2 separate regions of the Homo sapiens genome follow, and region 1 is linked to region 2. Evidence: chromatin loops called from intact Hi-C (ENCODE). Cell type or tissue: Calu3. All regions are shown on one strand. Each heading gives the region's core, and the rest is flanking DNA. Links, peaks and the distances in the headings are about the cores only. Region 1 overlaps TLCD4-RWDD3 (TLCD4-RWDD3 readthrough). Region 2 overlaps TLCD4 (TLC domain containing 4).

The links. Hi-C counts contacts between places; a loop is a spot of excess contacts. Peaks named below come from ENCODE experiments on the same cell type or tissue, not always from the same donor. Only the 100,000 strongest peaks of a DNase experiment are listed, where the experiment ranks them.
Region 1: a loop joins it to region 2, with 8 times the contacts of the local background. A loop is called at or near these places in 9 of 110 quality-filtered maps.

The regions. Positions count from the first base shown.
Region 1 is chr1:95,225,229-95,230,549 of GRCh38, forward strand. The region is part of intron 6 of TLCD4-RWDD3 (TLCD4-RWDD3 readthrough); the gene reads left to right. All of the region lies in intron 1 of RWDD3-DT (RWDD3 divergent transcript), which reads right to left. Among named protein-coding and RNA genes, the nearest start is that of RWDD3-DT, 6.1 kb to the right of the region's middle. In Calu3, for the core only: no CTCF peak of the experiment used is centred there; a DNase peak (open chromatin) is centred at 2,613.
Region 2 is chr1:95,166,632-95,172,015 of GRCh38, forward strand. The region is part of intron 5 of TLCD4 (TLC domain containing 4); the gene reads left to right. The region is part of intron 5 of TLCD4-RWDD3 (TLCD4-RWDD3 readthrough); the gene reads left to right. The region is part of intron 3 of RWDD3-DT (RWDD3 divergent transcript); the gene reads right to left. Among named protein-coding and RNA genes, the nearest start is that of TLCD4-RWDD3, 51 kb to the left of the region's middle. In Calu3, for the core only: no CTCF peak of the experiment used is centred there; DNase peaks (open chromatin) are centred at 990, 2,510 and 3,140.

The DNA.
Region 1 (5,321 bases), core at 1-5,000, 58 kb after region 2:
GCGACAGAGCGAGACTCCGTCTCAAAAAAAAAAAAAAAAATAAATAAATAAATATAATTATAAAATTATTTGAAATAGCGAGTTTGTTTAATGCATTAAAAATTATTTGAATAATTGCTGGCTGCAGTGGCTCCTGTCTGTAATCCTAGCACTTTGGAAGGCTGATGTGAGTGGATCACTTGAGGTCAGGAGTTCAAGACCAGCCTGGCCAACATGGTGAAACCCTGTCTCTACTAAAAATACAAAAAAATTAGGCAGGCATCGTGGCTCATGCCTGTAGTCCCAGCTACTCAGGAGGCTAAGGCAAGAGAATCACTTGAACCCAGGAGGTGGAGGTTGCAGTGAGCTGAGATTGTGCCACTGCACTCCAGCCTTGGTGACAGCAAGACTTGGTCTCAAAAAAAAAAAATAAAAAATTTGAGTAACTACTCAGTCTGTGTAAAATGAGGTGTATTTGAATCAATCATTTTTTTTTCTTTTGGTTAATATTAACAGACAATGGTAGGCTGAGCTTTTAGGCTAAAAACAATTTTCCCTAAGTGAAGATTTGGTTTTCTTCAGTTCTATTAGCATTTCATTCACAGAGACAGATTGGTGCCATTTGAAGACACTTGAAACCTGTATTTTTTCTTGCCAAGATTTGTTGTTATAACATAAAAATCAAGCAGTAGCAAAGCTTACATGTTTTTTAAAAGAATAAATTCCCTTCAATTTTTAAGCTGAGAGCATATTCAGCTCAAATTCAGAAAAAAACAGGAATCTTATGAAAATATTATGAACTTGCTTACCTGTCTGTTTTCCCCCAATACTTCTAAAAATTGAGATGTACATAAAATAAAATGCACAGCTCTTAAAGATACAGTTAAATGGCTTAAACTCATGTAACTACTACCCCAATTAAGAAACAGAACATTTTAATCAACAATAAAAAGTTCCCTTGGGTCCCTCTCCAGTGAATCCCCTGCCCCCTTCAACATAATCTGATCTGTTAATTTAAGCCATGGTCAACAACATATTGAAGTATCAGAAAAATAAAAGGAGAAGCATCAGAAAAATAAAAAAAGAAAAGAAAAAGAAGCTTCTTAAGAGATCATGACTTACAGACTAAGATATCTAAGTGCCTCTTCTTAATTTTAATTACTGTGGTTATATTGTTATACATCACTTGCCTTGAGTGACTTATTTTAAAAATAATTAGTAGTAACTTGTATAGTAACAGAACATTATACCCTACTCACTTATTCAGGTGGAAATAGGATAGATTTCTAGCTAGCCTGGATCAGGTACCATGGGGTATCTCATTACAGTTTGGGACATAAACACTATATAGATTTACCTACCACATGACTTCCAGACTCAACCCAGTAATGTCAAAACTTTATATTGCATAGTAGCTTTAAATTACTTTAAAAGCCATTTTTATTTGCGCATAATACAATCAAGTGAAGTGGTAACTGTGAGCAACTGTTAGTCAAATGTGAAAAGTTACTGTAAAGGTGACATGCACTCCTCTTTTCAGCTCCCCGTATGAAGCTGTGGGGCTTCGTTAGGATTAATCCATTGTTGCATTTGCCCATTTGTATTTTCTTCACTACTCTCAATGTGAATCAAGTAAAGACATCAGTATTAATCTGCCTGCTTAACACTGATGTGTGTCAACATGTTCAAGGTATGATAAAATCTGGTAGAAATCAGAGTGGAGGTAATAAGAAAAGTGAACCATAACCTATTTACTTATACACTATAACCATGCATTAATTCATTCTTGACTCATTCCACAAATATTGAATGCCTTTTATATGCCAGGCCCTGTGCTAAAAGTTGGAGATACAACCAAAGATGACATAGAAATGCACCCTCATCTCATGAAAATCATAATCTACTGGGATTATAGACATATAAGCAAATACAGTTCCCTACGATAAGTGATGGGGAAGTATAGGATGAGTGGAATTCAGACCTGAAGAATGAATAAGAGTTCACCAGAGGGAGAAGTAAGGAATTATCTTAGGAAAAAGGGGAAAGAGGTAATGACAAAGTATGTGGTAATATGATCCCAAGAGTAGAAGCTCTGGCTGTGTTTCATCTGGAAGTATAATGTTCATTTTGAAACTAATGAAGCTATCAGTGAAAAAATGTCTGGCTAATTAATGTTTTGAACAGCAATGAGAATCACGTAAATAGACAAGGATTTTACCTAAAACAACAAATGACAAAGTATTATAGCCTAGCCTTTTATTCTTAGATAGCTTTTATATCACTAAGGCAGAGAGATAGAAACACACACAGAGAGACGTAGAGAGAGAGAGAGAGAGAGGGGCAGTCAGACAGACAGAAACAAAAGCCAATGTGGTATTAGCAGGTGGCAATTGTGCTACAAGGGAGATTTTTTCTATTGACTTTTTTTCCCCACTAAAAACAGAAGGAAATAATGTTAAAAAGTGAAAAACAACAGGGAAATGCAGAAACACTCCCACAAAGGGGTTATTGTTTTGATCCAGATTGTGTTAGAAACACGAGCAAAATAGTGCTTCTTTGTTTCATTGCCAGGAAGTACATCACCGTCATTGTGAAATTCTTGAGATTCAGACCGGCAATCATCTACTCCCATGATTTCAACAGGCTGCAGATGACCACATGTATGATTTTTTTTTTTTTTTTTTTTTTGAGACGGAGTCTCGCTCTGTCGCCCCAGGCTGGAGTGCAGTGGCGCGATCTAGGCACACTGCAAGCTCCGCCTCTCGGGTTCACGCCATTCTCCTGCCTCAGCCTCCCAAGTAGCTGGGACTACAGGCGCCCACCACCACGCCCGGCTAATGTTTTTGTTTTTTTAGTAGAGACGGGGTTTCACCGTGTTAGCCAGGATGGTCTCGATCTCCTGACCTCGTGATCCTCCCGTCTCGGCCTCCCAAAGTGCTGGGATTACAGCAATCACTCGATGGCGTGAGCCATCGCGCCCGGCCATGTATGATCTTTTAAGACCTGTCTCTCCCACTATACTACAACTTCTAAGAGATCCTGTTGCAAACCAGTTTCCCTGGGACCTGGTGCAATACTTGGCACATAGTAAGGTGCTCAATAAGTGCTTGTTGAAGAATAAAGGCAGAGATCTATCTTTCCAGCCACATTTCCTTAAGCTTTCTTCTTCCCCCGCTTACCCTATGATGGGGAACCTCTATCACAATGGCCAAACCAGGCATCCTAGGCCTTCTCCAATGGTTTTTTACTTCTTTGGCAGGACCTTCATCACTTTATCCCAGGAAATGCTGGTGCCCCTCTGGGATTAGATTCCAAGTGCCTGGAGGGCAGTGACTATGTCTCATTCACTCACAAAAACACCTGAAATTTTACAAAATGACTAGCATATAGTAGGTGCTTGTTAAGTCTAAGTTATTTTATCAAGAATTTATGAACTTTATGATGAGTTTATTTGTATCAATAAATATGTATCGAATTCCTAATCTGCCAGGCACTGTTTAAGGTATGGAAGATACAGAGGTGAACAAGCATGATAAGGCCCCTGGAAGCTTACTGGAACTTTAAATTCTAGTAGAGACAAACTAGATCCCTATCTGTCACCATATACAAAAATCAATTCAAAATAGATTAAAGACTTAAATTTAAGACCAGAAACTATGAAACTACTAGAAGCAAACATAGGGGAAATGGATCAGGACATTGGTCTAGGCAAAGATTTTTTGGGTAAGACCTCAAAAGCAGAGGCAACATAAACAATAGACAAATGGGATTACATCAAACTAAAAAGCCTCTGCACAGCAAAGGAAGCAATCAGCAGAGTGAAGAGGCAACCTACAGAATGGGAAAAAAAATATTTGCAAGCTATCCATCTGACCCAAACTCATCTTAATGAGTACAGGGCCTGTCAGATTAAAACCAACATTTTCAAGCTCCCTTTTAACTGGCAGCAGTCATGGGGACTGAGTCCTAGTCAATGAAATTGGACTGAATCCCATTCTTCTGACTCGTGATCGGAGCTCCAAAAGCCACCCTGAACCACAGCATGACCATGGGAATCAAATCTGTGCAGAGCAGAGCCACAAAATAGATGGAACTTATATCCTGACACCGGGGAGCACCAAAGCTCTGCCTACCTCCACACTTGAACGTTTAAGAGAAAACCAATTGTATCTTGTTAAAGCCACTGCACTGTTAGGCTCTGTGCTTTTTTTCACCTGAACTAATCGTAAATCATACATCTGTTAAACACATCACTTTAGAACCTGTCATCTTCTGTCTCTTAATATCATCCACCAACTCTATTCACTCCATTTGGCCCCGGTTTTCCTTTTTCTTCCCTATTTTCCTGCTTTATTTTTGTCCTTTTTCCCTTAATTGAGCATTAGGCAAAACTCAAATATCCTGATGTATTATCTACTGAACACATTTTAAAAATTAACATTTATTAAAAAGAATATGAAATACACAAATGTAGAGGGAATGAAATACTGAATCTTCATGTACCCATCACTCCACCCCACCAATCATTAACCTATGATCAGCTTCTGCCCCACTCACACTATAGCCTCTTCCTCCCTCCTATATTATTTTGAATCAAATTTCAGACCTCATATTGTTATTGAATCAAGTTTCAGACTTCTTTATTTAAGAAGCAGGCAAGTCAATCTTTTTTACTTTTTCCTTACATAAAGACAAATTCCTAACTCATGACTTCTTTTGCCTCATAAAAATCAATCTTTTCTTTCCCTATTTCTCCTCCTTTTCCCCCTTCCCCTCTTCCTCCTACCTCTTTTTTTTTCTCTTTCTCTTTCCCTTCCTACCTTCTTCCCTCCTTCCACTATAATTTTTAAAAAGGAAATCCAAGTCTAATTTTCCCAGTTTTACCTGTGGTTCCTTGATATACATCTGTCTTTCCATTTTCAATCACTTTTGCTAAAATGGCAGAGTTTACTCATGGATAGTCCCTTTATGAGTTTGGAGAAAAGGATATTTAAGTCACACAATCCTCAGCCCTCTTTTAGATAATAAAAACTGGCTACACTAGTAATACAGTGGGAAAATATAATGAATAAGAAGAATCCATTTATAATAGTCACCAAAATTAAATATTGGATACTATTTTAACTAGAAAAACTCAAAAACCCCAATGATACCAGTGACTTGTTTTTATAACATTGAGAAGGCATTGAGCTTTTATATTGGTGGATTTGGGCCATATGGATGGGTTCCCATAAAGCAAGCTGGAACTGTCTTGATACCATTCATGCATAGAAATCAAGCATGGCAGAGTGCAGCCGATATTTTGGAGGGAGTGCAGATTACTTGGACATGATGGAGGCAGA
Region 2 (5,384 bases), core at 304-5,303:
GGTCACCCTTGCATCAGTAACTAGGTGTGAATGATTGCACCTAGGCAGGAAGGAATAGGCCGTTTTAGGCCTTGTCTTTATAATAAGAAAATTTACCTTGTTCAGTTGTTTTTTTAGAGACAAAGTCTCACTCTGTCACCCACGCTGGAGTACAGTGGTGCAGTCATAGCTTGCTATGGCCTTAACTCCTGAGCTCAAGTGATCCTCCTGCCTCAGCCTCCTGAGTAGCTGGGACTATAGGCACACGCCACCATGCCTGGCTAATTAAAAAAAAAATTTTTTTTGTAGACGTGGGGTCTTACTATGTTGACCAGGCTGGCCCAGAATTCCTGATCTCAAGCGATCCTCCTGCCTCAACCTCCTAAAGTGTTGGGATTATATGCATGAGCCACTGTACCTAGTTCTTTTTCCTCTTTTGAGTGCCTTCTCTTTTGAGTGCCGCATACTGATGGCCATCAGTATTTTTCCTGATGGCCCTCAGTATGCGTCTCATTTTATTCTCATGTCAGTCTTGCTATAAAGATGGCATTGTGCCCATTTTACAAAAGGAGAAACCGAAATTTAGATTAGCTTTGCCCCAAGTTGCCACCAGAGCTAGGATTCAAATCCTGCCCTCCATACCACAGGCGTATTGTCATTAACTGTCTCCGCCTCCCAAAACTTAATTGCTTTTAACTATCCCTGCCTCCCAAAATGTAATTGCTTAATTATAATAATAATTTGCTCAAATAGAGGAAGTTTTAAAAAGTTTGCCAATAAATATTTCTGGAAATTCTGTCAGCATTGGGATATAGTGGTGGTATCTGTTGGGAAATGCTGAGTGTTGGGAGAGAAGCTGAGGCAGGGCTTGCATGTCTGACATAATGTAAGAGAGTCTTGGAACATGTGCGGGGTCCAGGGTCTAAAACCCCTTGTGGCCTTTGGAACACCAAGCTCTGTGCCAAAGGGTGGAAGGCTACCCTGACGCACGGTAATCTAAGCCCAGGGCATAAAACCGCTCGTGGCTTGGATAGAATCCAAGGCTCCTGGCTCTGGAATGTGTCTAGACTTGCTGGCTCCTTGCTCCTTGCTCTCCCAGGATCGATTGTATCTTGAGTTAAAAGAACCTGCTCTCCATTATCTCAAGTAGCAGAGCATATGCTAAACCATCACAGCTGTAAATCATGTGCTTAATGTAACGCTCCCTTTCGACCCCCACATTCTCACCACCTGTTTCTTTGTTTGATCACCAATAAATAGTCTGGGCTTCCAGAGCTCAGGGTCTTTGCAGCCTCCATACTTAGTGTTGGCCCCCTGGACCCACTTTCTCTCGTAAACTGTCTTTTTTCATTCCTTTGACTCCGCCAGACTTCGTCACCCCCACGACCTGGTGTTGGGACCATCACCCCAACAGTATCAAATGGCATTCTTAGACACTTCCATCTATCGTTAATTTTAACTCTCTCGTTTTATGTTTTATAAAGTGATGAGGACAATGATGGTAGTAATGGCAGCCATATAGTCCTAACAACAGCCCTGTTTAAAAGTATTAACCATTCATTATAGATTTCTTGGAATAGGATCAGAGGAGTTCAGTAATAGGCACAAGGTTACACAGCTAGTAAGGTCAGAGCTATAACCCTGGTTTGTCTTTCTTTTAGACTACATCCTATTGCTCCTTAGTTTGCAAGTGTGCTCACTGTCTGCTTCTAGATGTTTTACTTCTGTTACAATGGTCCCACATTCCCCTGCCTCTTCTACTTGCTTACCCACTTTTACCAGCCTTGCTTCACTAACTCTAAATGTATCAGTGTTTGGAGATTCAGACATTTTTATTTTCTCATAACAAATTTGATAACTTCTAATTCTGTTCCACTGATATCTTTATGAGATTAAAATCTGGATGGCTTTCTCCTTTTCTTTTGGAATGAAATGTGAGTGAGCTTTTTTTTTTTTTTTTTTTTTTTTTTTTTAAGAGACGGGGTCTCACTAATGTTGCCTTGGCTGGGCTCAAATGATCCTCCTGCCTCTGCTGGCATTATAGGCATGAACCACCACCTCCAGCCAAAGGCTAATATTCTGATAATCCTCTCTCCCACTCAGAAATAGGCCTGAAGGACTCTTGGGATTTTGACTTTAGAGGTGATGTGCTTGTTTAACAGCACTGAGAAGGCAAGGTTCAACTCAGGAAACATGGGCCAGGCACTGTGTAAGGCTTTATGGATATAACAGTGAATAAGGAACAGGAAATGTAGATATTTGCAAGGAGCTAAGTACTCTCACAGATAAGCAGAGAGATCTGCGGAGCCAATTGACTGGGGGTTCTCCCAGCTAAGAGTTAAGGGGTCAGGAAAAACTTTTCTAGAGGAATGTAGCAGGTCCACCTTAAGAGCTGTGCAGTCTGGGGTGGGTGTTTGTAAACCTTTGCTCAGCGCAGTTTCTGAGAAGTAGGGAGCTAGCTCCTTGGGGCTTATAGATCGCTGGCTATTTCTAGACTAGGAAAGCACTTCTCTCACTTTAACGTACCTTGGACTCACCTGGAGGGCCTGCAAAACACAGCTGCTGTTCCCACCCCTCATGGTTTCCCATTCAGTATGTCTTGGATGGGGCCCTGGAATATGCATATCTAGCAAGTTCCCAGGTCATGCTGATGCTGCTTATCTGGGAACTACACGAGAACCATTGGGCTAGAAGTACTAGAACTAACCATTCTCTTTGGGAAGAGGAGAGAGGAATTAGAAGAGCCAAGATGTTATGCCCAACTTTTTTCAAATTCAAGAGACAATTTCCTCAAAGCATGGAAAATTTGCATTTTGGCCAAAGTTGTTTAGATGAACATAACATCAAATTTACCATTTTTACACTGACTCTTTTAATACTTAATGAAAATCATGAAGTCAGGTTTTATCTGATATTAATTTGGTACTTTGGTTAATACTTTTAATTCTTTACCAGTATGAAAGGAGTTGGAAAAAGTAATCTTTTAAATTCTCAAAAAAGGTCTTAAATATAGTATACTTCATGATTTTTTTTTTATTTTTAAAGTTAATATTAACTAGAGAGAAATTTTTAGAATTTTTTTAAAGAAACGGTTTTGCTGTGTCACCTAGGCTGGTATGCAGTAGTGTGATCACAGCTCACAGCCACACCCTCAAACTTCTGGGTTCACATGATCTTCCTGCCTTAGCCTTCTGAGTAGCTGAGTCAGACTACAGGTGTGCACCATTGCGCCCAGCCTAAAATGGTTTTTAAAATTTAATTAAGGCTTAGGCTGTTGCTGCTATAGTATTTTGATATTTTACATGACTTTGAGGAGTCTGCTTTAAAATACTTTATAAGTTGTATAAAAATAAATTTTGGTATTTGATCTTATCTTTGGAAAAACTATTTATTTGAAGGATACAGTAAGAAATTTAGCAAGAATTTTGGCTGACCTTAGGAACACATTAACTCGTAACATTTTGCAGCAGTCTGGTCTGTCATCTTCTCTAAACATTGAATGTAGTTACATAGAATGCCATAGACTTAGAACAACTAAAGAGAATTGTTAGGAAAAATAGATCAGAAGAAAAATCACCTTTGACAGGAGAAAGTCAGTGTTATGAATGAGAGAAATTATCCTTAAGGAATAAAAAGTTCACCTATAATTTTTTTAATGCTTCATGTTTATTACATACATGAATCTGTCTTAGTGAGGGGTTATAATAATACAAATCATTCTTTTTTTTTTTTTTTTTTGAGAAGAGTCTCGCTCTGTCCCCCAGGCTGGAGTGCAGTGGCGTGATTTCGGCTCACTGCAAGCTCCGCCTCCCAGGTTCACGCCATTCTCCTGCCTCAGTCTCCCGAGTAGCTGGGACTATAGGCACCCGCCACCACGCCTGGCTAATTTTTTGTATTTTTAGTAGAGACAGGGTTTCACTGTATTAGCCAGGATGGTCTCGATCTCCTGACCTTGTGATCCGTCCACTTTGGCCTCCCAAAGTATTGGGATTACAGGTGTGAGCCACTGCGCCCAGCCATAATGCAAATCTTTCTAAGATGTTTATGTCTGGTGTCTGGCTCAAGTAGGAATCTCATTAAAATAACTTTTTCCTTTCATTTTTTTGTCCCCTCAAGAGTCATATTTTAGTTGTATACTGTTTCCAAAGTTGTCCTTTTCCCTAATTTGCTACAGAATTTAACTATAGAGATAGCAAAAAAACAGAACATTTCTCTTATTTTACTTTACTTGTTATTTTAACTTCTTCTTAAATATTCCAAGCAAGTCTTTTGAGAAAACTCACCTAAACTTTGAACAAGCCACCAAATTTTTTCATTAAAAAAAGCACACAAAATACCTAAGGAGTTTGAAATGCAAATGGCAATTTGTTCCTTATTATCTTTAAAGTGGTTCTTTATGCTGAATAAATTAGAGGGCTCAGACATTTGTGCTTTTCTCATCCCCCCCCTTTTTTTTAGCCGCAAATGTGATTTCGAATATGTATTAAAATGAATTATTTATTTGTTATTTTAAATTTTTGTATAGAGATGGGGTTTTGCTATGTTTGCCCAAGCTGGTCTCGAACCTCTAGGCTCAAGTGATCCTCTTGCCTTGGCCTCCCAGTGTGCTGGGATTACTTTTGTGAGCCACCATGCCCAGCCTAAATGCATTTATAATAAAACAAAGATGAGAGTGGCCTGTTCAGAGCTATCCTAGTCGTACCATTTTACCACTGAAAATCCTGCAGCCCGGGAAACCCCTTCCTCTGATACCAAAAAAAATCACGGCAGCTATGATTTGCAGTTCACAATAATGGATCATCCACTGATGCAACTTAAGTGTGTTGTAATTGTGAGCAGTAACAGTCTATCATTGACATTGCCCGTTGGATTAACTGTTTTGATTTGTATTGACATAGTGTTAGTTTAACCTACCACACTGTGAATACTGTGACTGTATTTTCTGAGAGTTCAGATAATGAAAATGAGAACAGTTATGATATCAACACCAGAGTGTCCCAGACATCACTGAGAAGGAAAGTTATTATTGTATATGGAAATCTATGTTATTTTATATATATTAGTATATAATGATATGTTATAGACAGAGGGAAAGACACATAAAATTTAATTAGGGAGATAAAACAGAACATATTGCACAATAGGCAGGAAAGAATTTGGGATTGGGCATTGTTACAGTTTGAATTGTGTCCCCTCCAAAATTCATAGGTTGAAGTCATAACTCCCAGTACCTTAGAATGTAACCTCAGTTGGAAATAGGGTCATTGTAGATGTAGTTAGTTAAGATGAGTTTGTATTAAAATATGGTGGGCCCCTAATCCACTATGACTGGTCTCCTTGTGAAAAGGGGAAATTTGGACAGACATGCACACAGGGATAATGCCACGTGGAGACTGGAGTTAGGC